Regions from separate parts of the Homo sapiens genome. Here region 1 is linked to region 2. Evidence: chromatin loops called from intact Hi-C (ENCODE). Cell type or tissue: A673. All regions are shown on one strand. Links, peaks and the distances in the headings refer to the core of each region. The heading gives the core; the rest is flanking DNA.

Evidence for each region. Peaks named below come from ENCODE experiments on the same cell type or tissue, not always from the same donor. Only the 100,000 strongest peaks of a DNase experiment are listed, where the experiment ranks them.
Region 1: a loop joins it to region 2, with 2.5 times the contacts of the local background. A loop is called at or near these places in 1 of 110 quality-filtered maps.

The regions. Positions count from the first base shown.
Region 1 is chr6:21,185,567-21,191,045 of GRCh38, reverse strand. The region is part of intron 13 of CDKAL1 (CDKAL1 threonylcarbamoyladenosine tRNA methylthiotransferase); the gene reads right to left. Among named protein-coding and RNA genes, the nearest start is that of LINC00581, 320 kb to the left of the region's middle. RefSeq lists an enhancer at 4,510-5,236. In A673, for the core only: no CTCF peak of the experiment used is centred there; DNase peaks (open chromatin) are centred at 1,165, 2,005 and 4,885; H3K27ac peaks cover 4,617 bases.
Region 2 is chr6:20,753,527-20,759,005 of GRCh38, reverse strand. It overlaps CDKAL1 (CDKAL1 threonylcarbamoyladenosine tRNA methylthiotransferase), which reads right to left. Exons shown (of 16, transcript NM_017774.3): 7 at 363-411. Among named protein-coding and RNA genes, the nearest start is that of CDKAL1, 220 kb to the right of the region's middle. In A673, for the core only: no CTCF peak of the experiment used is centred there; DNase peaks (open chromatin) are centred at 1,005, 2,035 and 2,385; H3K27ac peaks cover 4,132 bases.

The DNA.
Region 1 (5,479 bases), core at 97-5,096, 430 kb before region 2:
AAAAAGCAAAAGGTTTCTCTTAAACTCATATATGGCTTTAAACATAAACTGTATGTAAAGTTGCTCTTCTCTTTATAACTTTTTTTTCTTCTTACTTTCACTTTACTTAAACAGAAAGCCTGACGTGGCTTTGGAAAATAATGTCAATCAATTTCTATTCTGAGATGCTGAGTTACAAAAAGATTTCAATATTACTATTTAAATAGAGTAACAAAAAATTCACAAAGGACGTAGATATATGGACCTGTGTAAGATAGACATTTGTTTCTTGAAAATGGTGTTAAGGAAGAAAGAAACTATTTTGTTTCCCTTTAAGAGCTGCTGACAATTATTTTTTCTGTCCATTCTCTTCCTAAGGCAAAGATTAAAACACATATCAGCCCGGGCGCAGCGGCTCACGCCTGTAATCCCAGAACTTTGGGAGGCCGAGGCGGGTGGATCACCTGAGGTCAGGAGTTCAAGACCAGCTTAGCCAACATGATGAAACTCCATCTCTACAAAAATACAAAAATTAGCCAGGTGCGGTGGCAGATGCCTGTAATCCCAGCTACTCGGGAGGCTGAGGCAGGAGAATCGCTTGAACCTGGGAGGCAGATGGTGCAGTGAGCTGAGATCACGCCATTGCACTCCAGCCTGGGCGACAAGAATGAGACTCCGTCTCAAAAAAAAAAACAAAAAAAACCCCACACATATCAAAAGTTCCTGTAATCATTTACATCATGGTTCTAATAAACTTGAATTTTATCTGTGCTTATCCTACAGAATATTCTGACATGCTATTTCTGCAGCTAAGTTTTGCCTTTTATTGTAGAAAATAAAATACAATTTTTCGACCTGACTGGTTTCTGAATGTATGACTCTGGGAAATGTCAAATGTCTTTCTTTAGCTCCAGTCAAATTAGTTTTTTTTTTTCCCCCCTAAGCTGCCTGGAACATGTTAAATACAAGGCTGTGACCTTCAACTCTGAAATAATATTTCTAGTGTCTGTGCAAAAGCCTGCCCTCACATACACCTTTAGACTAATTACTGCAGTGTAATGTTGCCAGTGAACCGCTGTAATTACACTTGGAGAAAAGTATGGTCTTGTTCTTTCCTAGCTAATGAAAATGATAACCTTTCCATTTTGATTCCTCATTCACAACAGGCAGAGCACGCGATGCTGGGTCTCCTGGGTATACAGTAATTTTCCTGACTGTTTATGCTCACTTCTATTTTCTGGCCCTGCAGAAGCTGGAATTAAAGAACCAGGCATACTTATGCTAAAAACGGTCAACAGTAATAATAGCAATAACATTAAAATTTAATATCATCCTTACTCCACAATGCCATTCTATAATGAAATAGGGCCATGACACAAGAATGTGTGTCAAAAATGATGATAGCATAGAAAACAAGTAATGAGCCTTTAAGTCCATCGTATTCAAAATGCTAGCCATCAATTTGTTGGTCTACTTAAGGGTTCTTAAGAGAAGATGTTGGACAGTTTATTCTCAAAGCGCTAGACTGGTTAACTGATTCTTAAACAATGACAAAAAAAGGCATTCATTAGATTATTTGAAAACATTGTCCTCTGTGGAAAAAAAATTCTTTAGATACACTTATTAATAGATATAAATGTACTCAAAAGGGGAAGAATGTTCCTTTGAAGTGGAGTAGCCATATTTTTAAGTATATATGCTTATCTATTAATTGCCATGAGTATCTTAGTAGCTTTATTTCTTCTTTCTTTGCATTTCAGAAATAACCTAAGTAGAAAGAAAAATTGTAAAACAATTTGGCTTTTCAAAAGTTATTCTTCCCTTCTTTGTGCAGTGATACAAGATACAAAGACCAGGCCCGAGGCAGTTCTACTGAATCAGACCATGAAGTTTCTTCTAACAAGAATCTCCTTGTGCTTTTCTTCACGCTGGTTGGTTTTCTTCTAGCCGTGTCTACCCCAGTAAGAGGAAGACAATCCGAGGTAGTCTCTTCCCAGCTGGGGGCAAAATCCCATTCTTAGTAACAAAGCTATTTTCATCTGCTGATCGAGAGCCAATAGTAAGAGCAAATAGTTACACAGGAAATGCCACACTGATGCCTTCCTGCCTGGCGTCAGGGATCCAAATCTAGTGCTACCTAAACTGCCAGTTCAAAAAGCAGCTGCATTTTAACCACCTGCCTGTACATTCTGAGTATTCTAGAGCATTCAAAGGTATTGCCTATAAAGCTTTTTGTGGAATTAAAAAAAAAAATTGTGGTAAGAACATATAACATGAAATCTACCCTCTCAACAAACCCAAACAAGTTGACCCTCCTATCACAGAGCCGGCACAAAGTACATCAGGTCTGTTTTTCCCCACACTGGGCAAGCTCTGTCATGCCCAGGCAGCCTGGGAAAGTGCTCAATATTGAAAACTGAAGTTCTATGGCCAGATACTGCCAGTAAGATCTATCCATGAGATCTGATTCATGGAAAGGGCCCATGGAGCCAACACTGGATATAAGTGTAGAACTTTTTTATGAAAAGCGCAAACCTAAAAATTGAACAGAATTTCCGTTCACTTCCACCCTCTTGATCTATTCCCACTGGTCTCTCTCAGCCATTACTTGGCAAGTCTAGGCCAGTCTTCTTTGAGAGCAGATTCTCAGAAAGGGACCTACTCATAAAAGTAGGTTGTGCATCTTAAATAGATACAATTTTATTTGTCAGTTGAAAAGATGAAAAAGAAGAAGCCACAAAATACTTGGAGGAAATATAAATTATTAGACATGTAACGTGTTGATGAAACATTTTTAACATAATGCTATGTTGCCATAAATGAGAAGTTTTTAACTACTGATTAAAAAAAGTATATTAAGATTGTCATAAACAAAGTCAAAAAGCAAATAGAAAAAAATTGCAAGTATGACATATATACTAATGACATGTTATAGGTTATATAATATGAAGAGCCTTTACAAAACAGTAAGAAAACAATAAATGTTCCCAACAGAAAAACAAACTGCTAAAAAAGCAATTCAAAACCAAAAATCTAAATTATCTACATACAGCACATATGTGAAAAAAGTTTCACTTAATTTTCAACGAATAAACACTAAAATAAGGAAATGTCCTTTTTTTTCACAAATGGGCAAAAATATGTATGAAACTGGGCTGTGCTTCTGGGAAAAAATTTTTTTCATACATTCCCCATCCCCAAAAGGTACATAAGTGACCAGTGATAACATTTAATAGGTCACTTTCTTGGAAGGTGCTTGTAGAAGTTTTGTTTCACTGACGACACAAAAAGTAAGCCAAATTTAAAAAAAGAGAAAAGCAAAAGCAAAAGCATTGGAGAGAGAGATTGTTTATGTAATCTAGTAATCTGCAGTAACTACTTGCCAACTTCCCTCACACCTTCATTGCTCCAAGTCCTCATTCCAAAAGCATGGGGAGTCAGGCAACTCAGTGAGCTACACCACCAGGCATTACCAATGGTATAAAACTCAGAATAATTCCAAGAAAGATTCAGACATTTGGAAGAAAAAAAGGTGTGGGTGTGGTATGCAGGACGCTTTCTAATTATCTTTATGGCATAAGAAAGCTTCTTTTCAAATACTAAATTATGAGAAAGGATGGATAAGCTCCAGCCTACCCAACTTCTAAATGAGAATTTTTAAAATCATGAATTCAGAGCTGGATTGGATAGAAGAGAGGACTTCAGAGATCATTTAGGACAAACTCTTCATATTACAGATGAGAATACAGGTCCCTTAGAGATTAAGTGACTTGGTCAAGGTCACATACCTCATAATATTTAATCTATAATGTTAAAAATGGATTCTATCCTGCCAGTTGTTTTAGGCAAGTGGTGAATTACCCAATTACTTTAAAACTGCACCATGTATACAGTAGTCCTAGCCATATGTGGCCACTGGGCACTTAAAATGTGGCGAATCTCAATTGAGATGTGTTATCAAACATACACCAGTGCAAAGTACACACCGGATTTCAAAAATTTCACATGAATAAAAGAATGTAAGACATCTCATTAATTTCTATACTGAATACAGGCTGAAATGATAATAGTTTTGATATACTGGAGTAAATAAAATATATTATTCAAACAAATTTCACCTGTTTCTTTTTACTCTGTTAATGCGGCTATCAAAAAATGTGAAGTAACATCTGTGGTTGATACCATATTTTTATTGGAGAGGGCTGCTCTAAAACATTATGATGTTGTTTTTAAAAATTTAACGGAAATCTACCATTTCACTGTTTTAGAAAGGATATTAGTCATTTTTCAAAAAAATTAAAAAAAAAACCTCACCACACTCTTAACTGTGGTAATCATGTAAATGTAATGTTTTAGTTTTAGGAAGGAATGTATACACATGTCTATAAACTGTAAAGGCAGGAATTTTGAATAGCAAAATTGCTCTTTTTGACCATTAAATTATTCTTGCTTCCATTTTTCTGGTTGACCACAGCATCTCTAAAACCTTATGGCATGATCAGCTTGCTCACTGTTTTTAGGGAAAATCAGGCAACCAAGGAGAGGCCATCTACATTTTCCAATCTGTCATTTTCCATTCAGTGTGGCTGCAAAAGCAACCATATAAAAAACAGTGGCATTTGGACTTAAAAGGCAGAAAGTAATCATTATCAAAAAATTCATTTTTTAAAAATAAGCCAAAAATGAACGTCCAAAATAGGAACTGCCTTTGGTAAGATAAATCTTACATTCCCCCCCATTCCCCAAAGAACTCAGCATAGATGTGAGCAATAAATAACACGTGCAGTACACCCCACCATCTTTCAACCATTTGCCAGTCAGGATTGAGGCTGAGGAAGCAGAAAAGATTAAGCAGAAATCAAAGAGAGCCAAGCTCTAATGGTGTCTAATTAGCATAACAAAAGGCACTGCCACAATCTTTCAGCAGTGGGCAATACATCTCATTAAAGAAGACTGAATAACAATTATTCTCTCCTGACCCCCCCTGCCCCACCCCCATACTTCTTGGCTTAGCTCCGGGAGACCCTGAGAGCCCGGCTCCAAGAGCTTCTGCATTATTGGCCAGGCATTCAGGCTGCAGGGGAAAGAGCCCACTTGTATTACTGTGCACCTGCATCTCAATGCTTTATTCTGATTTCCTCTCCTGCTGTGAAAATGTAGCTTCCTCAAGCACATACAAGTCCTGATATGCAGTTTATAGGAATATAATATTGAGAAATGTCAATGATGACCTAAAAAATGAATACTACTTCTTCTAAAACGTCTTTCTTGAAAGAAAATTGATCTAGTATTTATTTCTCTTCACCTATTCTATTTCTCCCTTAGTATTACTTCACTGTCTCAGACTTAATGAAGCCAAATTGAAATTCTAACAAATTTTATTGCAACCAGTAATTTGCTATGTGCACACACAGGCACGCACACACACATAGATACGTAGACACATCATGCCATTTAAGTGGGAGTACTTTGGTTCAGACCTATCCTCGCTCCCTATTTC
Region 2 (5,479 bases), core at 267-5,266:
CACAGCATCAAGCTGACTTTCTCCCCCAGAGATCCCAGGATCTTGCCCAGGCTGGTCTTGAACTCCTGGCCTCAGGAATCCTCCAGCCTCAGCCTCAGCCTCAGCCCCAGCCCCAACTGCTGGGGTTACAGGAGTAAGCCATTGCTCTTTGCCTGATTCATTTATAAGCCAAACAAATATACAGCGAGTGCCTGCCTCCAATATTAGACTGGCAAATTCATGAAGCCAAGGATAACATTTTATGATTTTATATCTAAAACAATAACTTTTATAAAGGTGCCTGGCAAGAGTTACCTGAGTGGTGTTTCTACTATGTAGTTCAGAAAATATATACATCTGTTTATCTCACTTTCAACGATTACCTTTAATTGTCTCCTCCACAACTTCTACCACACGATCTATCTGCTGAACCTGGAAAAAAAAAAAAACGATTACACAAGTAATTTACACGAAGAAACAAAATTTGTGTTTATCCTTATGCTTGAGTCAATGTTACACATTTTCTAAGCACATCAATGCAGGTTTCCTTTAATGTATTTGGAGACACTATAAAAAATATCCTATATTAATATTTTGTGTTTCAATGAAGTATGAAATTATCACTCTCCTGTCCTCCAATGATAACTGAAGATATCATATTGCATTTAAATAAACTGCCTGGAGTTGTTTTAGGATAGCCTATCAACATATACTCAACATATCCTGAGACAGAAACTTAAGTTTAATTAACACATGTCTTCTCACACAGAGCTTCAGGAAAAAAAATGGCATAAAACGACAAGCTACACAAAAAGAACATGCTAGTATTAAGGAGATCTGTTCCAAATTCTATCTTTATTATTTTAATACTCAAAACCCTTTTGATGAATTTCTACCATGTGCTGGGTACTGTACTCAGGTCCATGAAATACAAAGTCAAATAATACAGCTTCTGTTCTATACACCAGAGACTAAGGAAGCTTTGCCATGGGAACACAGAGGAAAGGTAATAAAATCAGACCAAGTGATGCAGGAATGCTTCCTAGAGAACCAAGGATGACTCCTGGGGTTATGATTAAACAGGATTATGATTGGAGAAACCCACTGAGAATGAGTAAGCATGGCTAGAGTTTAAAAGGAAAATGAAAAAAAGCAAAGTAATATTATGATTCACAAAGCTAAAAAAAGAATAAGTCAAAGTCGATTCTTCTTTAAAAGTCCTTAAATTACCGTTGTTTTATTACAGAAGAAATATCACAAAAAAGTCAAACAAAATAGAATATAAAATGGAAGTCAGTTGAAAGAAATCATAACATCTTTCATGCTGTATTTCCACTCCTCAGATGAAACCACTAATAATAGTGTGATGAGCAGATACCATGACATTTTCTGGCATCAAACATTTACATATAGGTCTGTTCTATAGTTTTATCCTTCTTTTACAAATGATAGAGGGTGTGTGTGTGTGTGTGTAAATAAATATATAAAAAAGATATACAAAATAGACCAAGACCAGCTGGGGCAACACAGTGAGGTCCCGGGGTCTTTGGTAGGGGGTTATACATATGTATAAAATACACCTGTGCCTTGATGTTTTTTCTATATATTGTCAGTCTATAGGTCTATTTCATTCACCTTACTATCTCTCTGTATGGATGCATGATGTGATGCATGCATCCATACCTCTATTGATGAAAAAATTTCTATTCTTTCATTATTATACAACTCTGCAATGAACTCAACTGAGACAAGAGGAACCTGTTTAAAAAACTTTATTAAAAATGTAATGGCTGGCTGGCCACAGTGGTTCATGCCTATAATTCCAGCATTTTGGGAGGCCTAGGAGGGGGCAGATCACTTGAGGTCAGGAGTTCGAGACCAGCCTGGCCAACATGGTGAAACCCTATCTCTATTAAAAATACAAAAATTAGCCAGGTGTAGTGGTGCATGCCTTAGTCCCAGCTACTCAGGAGGCTGAGGCAAGATAATAACTTGAACATGGGAGGTGGAGGTTGTAGTGAGCTGAGATCACACCACTGCACTCAAGCCTGGGCAACACAGTAAGGAAAGGAAGGAAGGAAGGAGGGAAGGAAGGGAAGGAGGGAAGGAAGGAAGGAAGGAAGGAAGGAAGGAAGGAAGGAAGGAAGGAAGGAAGGAAGGAAGGAAGGAAGGGGAGAAGGAAGGAAGAAAGGAAGGAAGGAAGGAAGGAAGGAAGGAAGGAAATGGTAATTCTCTTAAAAATATTCCTTTGGTCTCAGTATCTTACAGAAAATGAGGAAAGGCTTGTGAGAGCAGACCTGAACTCCATTCTACGTCTGACCACTCAGCCCAACATGATGGCAGCAGCAACAATAATTACTGAGAAACTGCCAAAGGTAAGTAAATCTCAGACAACATTAGGTTTTCAGCCCCCAACAAACCTACCCAACCGGAGATGCATCTACCAGGAAACAATGGAACCATTAGGCCCTGGTTTTATTATAAGAGCCCATGTGGCTTCCATACAGAATGTGATTGAAGAAGCCAGCAGAACAAAGATTTCAAAGAGGAGGAAGTGACCAACAGTGTCAAATACTACAGAGACATAAGTATACAGACTAAAATGAATATGTTTGATTTAACAATACGGGAATCAAACTTAGGGAAAGCAGTGAGTTCAGTAGTAATGAATTATACGTAAGAAAACAGAGAGAGTTAATTTGTACTCAGTAAAAAGCTGGGGAGAAAGGGAAGGAGAAGAAAGGCTCTTGATGGCTAGAGAATATTGAATATATTACATTTTGGTTTAGGTTCGTACAAGTAACTATTTATTTCTTTTTTTGCAGTTTGAGCAGAGAAAGGCAGTAGGCAAAGGAGCTGTAGACTGAAAAACAAGTGATGGAGCAATGATCTTCAGGAAGTAGACCGAGCAAAATCTAAAACATGAATAGAGAACAAGTCAGAGTGAGAAAAGGGCCAACTCTTCGTCTCCTGAAAGAAGAGGTTAGGGGTAAAGCATGGGAAAAGATGCTAGTACTCTTGTAGAGGTCAGGGAGAATCTAAGCAAATTCCCACCTGTTGCCCTCAATTTTTCTCAGTAAAGTAACCAGAAGTTCATCTGCTAAGAGTTAGAAAGCATATCATAAAATAACAGAATGAATGTTTTCAAATACCTATTACAGACAACAAGAGACAGTGATGACTAAGAACACATAAAATTCACCACACAATATTGGGACACCAGTTGAAATATGAGACCATGAATTTATAACAATAACTCCAAGTAGAGCTATAATTTTTCTCAAGTCCCAGCAGTTCTACAGTAGGAGCCAAACAGACAAACAGACTGACCCAAGGTTTGTTAATACCACCATTTATTCACTCATCAATTATTGAGCATCTAAATTATACCAGGATGGTTGAAAGGACTGATGAAACAACACTAAGAGATTTGTGGAATGGACTAGAAAGAAAATGGAACAAGGAAAGTTAACTATGCATTTTAGATGAGACGAAGTTTGGCAAATAGGTTAAACAGGGAAAGAAATAGAGCCAGAAAAGAAGAAATGAAGTGGCTGGGGGTTGGAGAAAGAAAAAAATGAAGGGGAAAAAAAGGAAGGAGAAAAGAAAAAGGACAGAAAGTTATAACCAGAGTACAGACACAGGCATTTAGTATTTCTGAAGAATAGTAAGGTCCAGTATCTGGCAATGGGAATAGGTTGCTGAAACAAGGTGTAGGTGATGACTGCTGGAACTGATGTATGATGAAGTGAGAGGTGACAATGTTGCCAAGACATTATATCCAGACACTCAGATTGCCAAAGATAATACAGACATGAATAGGATAAGAAAGAGTTGGTCAAATTTCCTACTGGATGTGGGTGAATGACCAAGATATCAATTAAGGATAGAAGACAGACAATAAAATGAATAAAATATAAGATAATTCCATGATGAAACCATAAAGAAAAATGTTTTCCTATGCAGTTAAAAATATAAAAGCTCAAAAGCACTGCATCCACTCTTGTAGCACATGGACTGAATAAGAAGCCATATTTCTAGAGAAAAGTCAGAACATGCAGAGGAAGCAGTCTGTTAAAAAGTTGAGGGTAAGCTAAAACTATAAAAGTCTTAGAAGAAAACACAGCCATAAATCTATATGAACCTTAGATTAGACACTGATTTCTTAGATGTAATGCCAAAGCACAAACAACAAAAACAACAAAAGAAAAAATAAATTGGATATCATCAAAATTCAAACCATTTGGTACTTCAAAGGACAACATCAACAAAGTAACATGACAACACAGAAAATGAGAGAAAACTTTTATAAATCACATATCTGGTAAGGAACTTATATCTAGAATTTATGAAGAACTTCTACAACTCAATAATAAAAAGACAACCCAATTAAAAATGGGAAAATAATCTGAACAGACACTTTTCCAAGGAAAATATACTTATGGCCAATAAATATATGAAAAGATGCTCAACATCATTAGCCAACCAGGAAATGCAAATCAGAACCGTAACGTAGGAATAGGGAGCTATTGCTTAATGGGTATAGAGTTTTAGTATGAGAAAATGAAAATATTCTAGAGATGGATAGTGGTGATGACTACACAACAATGTAAATGTACTCCACATCAGTTAAAAATGGTTACAGTGGTCAATTGTATTTTATGTGTAGTTTACCACTACTGAAAAAACACAATGAGATACTACTTCACACCCAGTAGGATGACTACCAACAAAAAGACAGGCAGGCCAGGTGCAGTTGCTCACACCTGTAATCCCAGCACTTTGGGAGGCCAATATGGGAAGATCACTTTAAGGCCAGGAGTTTGAGCCCAGCTTGGGCAACACAGCGAGATCCTGTCTCTACAAAAAATTTTTAAAAATTAGCTGGGCACAGTGGTGCTCACCTGTAGTCCTAAATACTTGAGAGGCTAAGGGGGAAAGACCGCTTGAGCCCAGGAGTTCAAAATTACAGTGACCTATGATCACACCACTGGACTCCAGCGTAGGTGACAGAGTGAGACCCTGTCTCTTAAAATACACACACACACACACACACACACACACACACATACAGATAATAACGAGTGTTGGTGAAAATGTGGAGAAATTGGAACCTTCATACATTGCTGATGGGAATGCAGTAAAATGATGCAGCACTTTGGAAAATAAGCTGCCTGTTCCTCAAATGATTAAATAAACAGTTACCATATAATTTAGTAATGTCAATCCTAGTTATAACTCCAAGAAAAATGAAAACATGTCCATAAAAAAACTTGTACACAAATGTTCATAATAGCATTATTCATAATAGGCAAAAACTGGGAACGGAAGTATCCATTCAGATTAACAACATGTGGCATATGCATACAACGAAATACAGCAACGCATCACTAAGACAGAATGTGTTCTGAGAAACGTGTTATTAGGTCATCGCTTCATTGTGTGAACTTCAGAGTGTACTTACACAAACCCAGATGGTACAGCCTACTACTCAACTAGG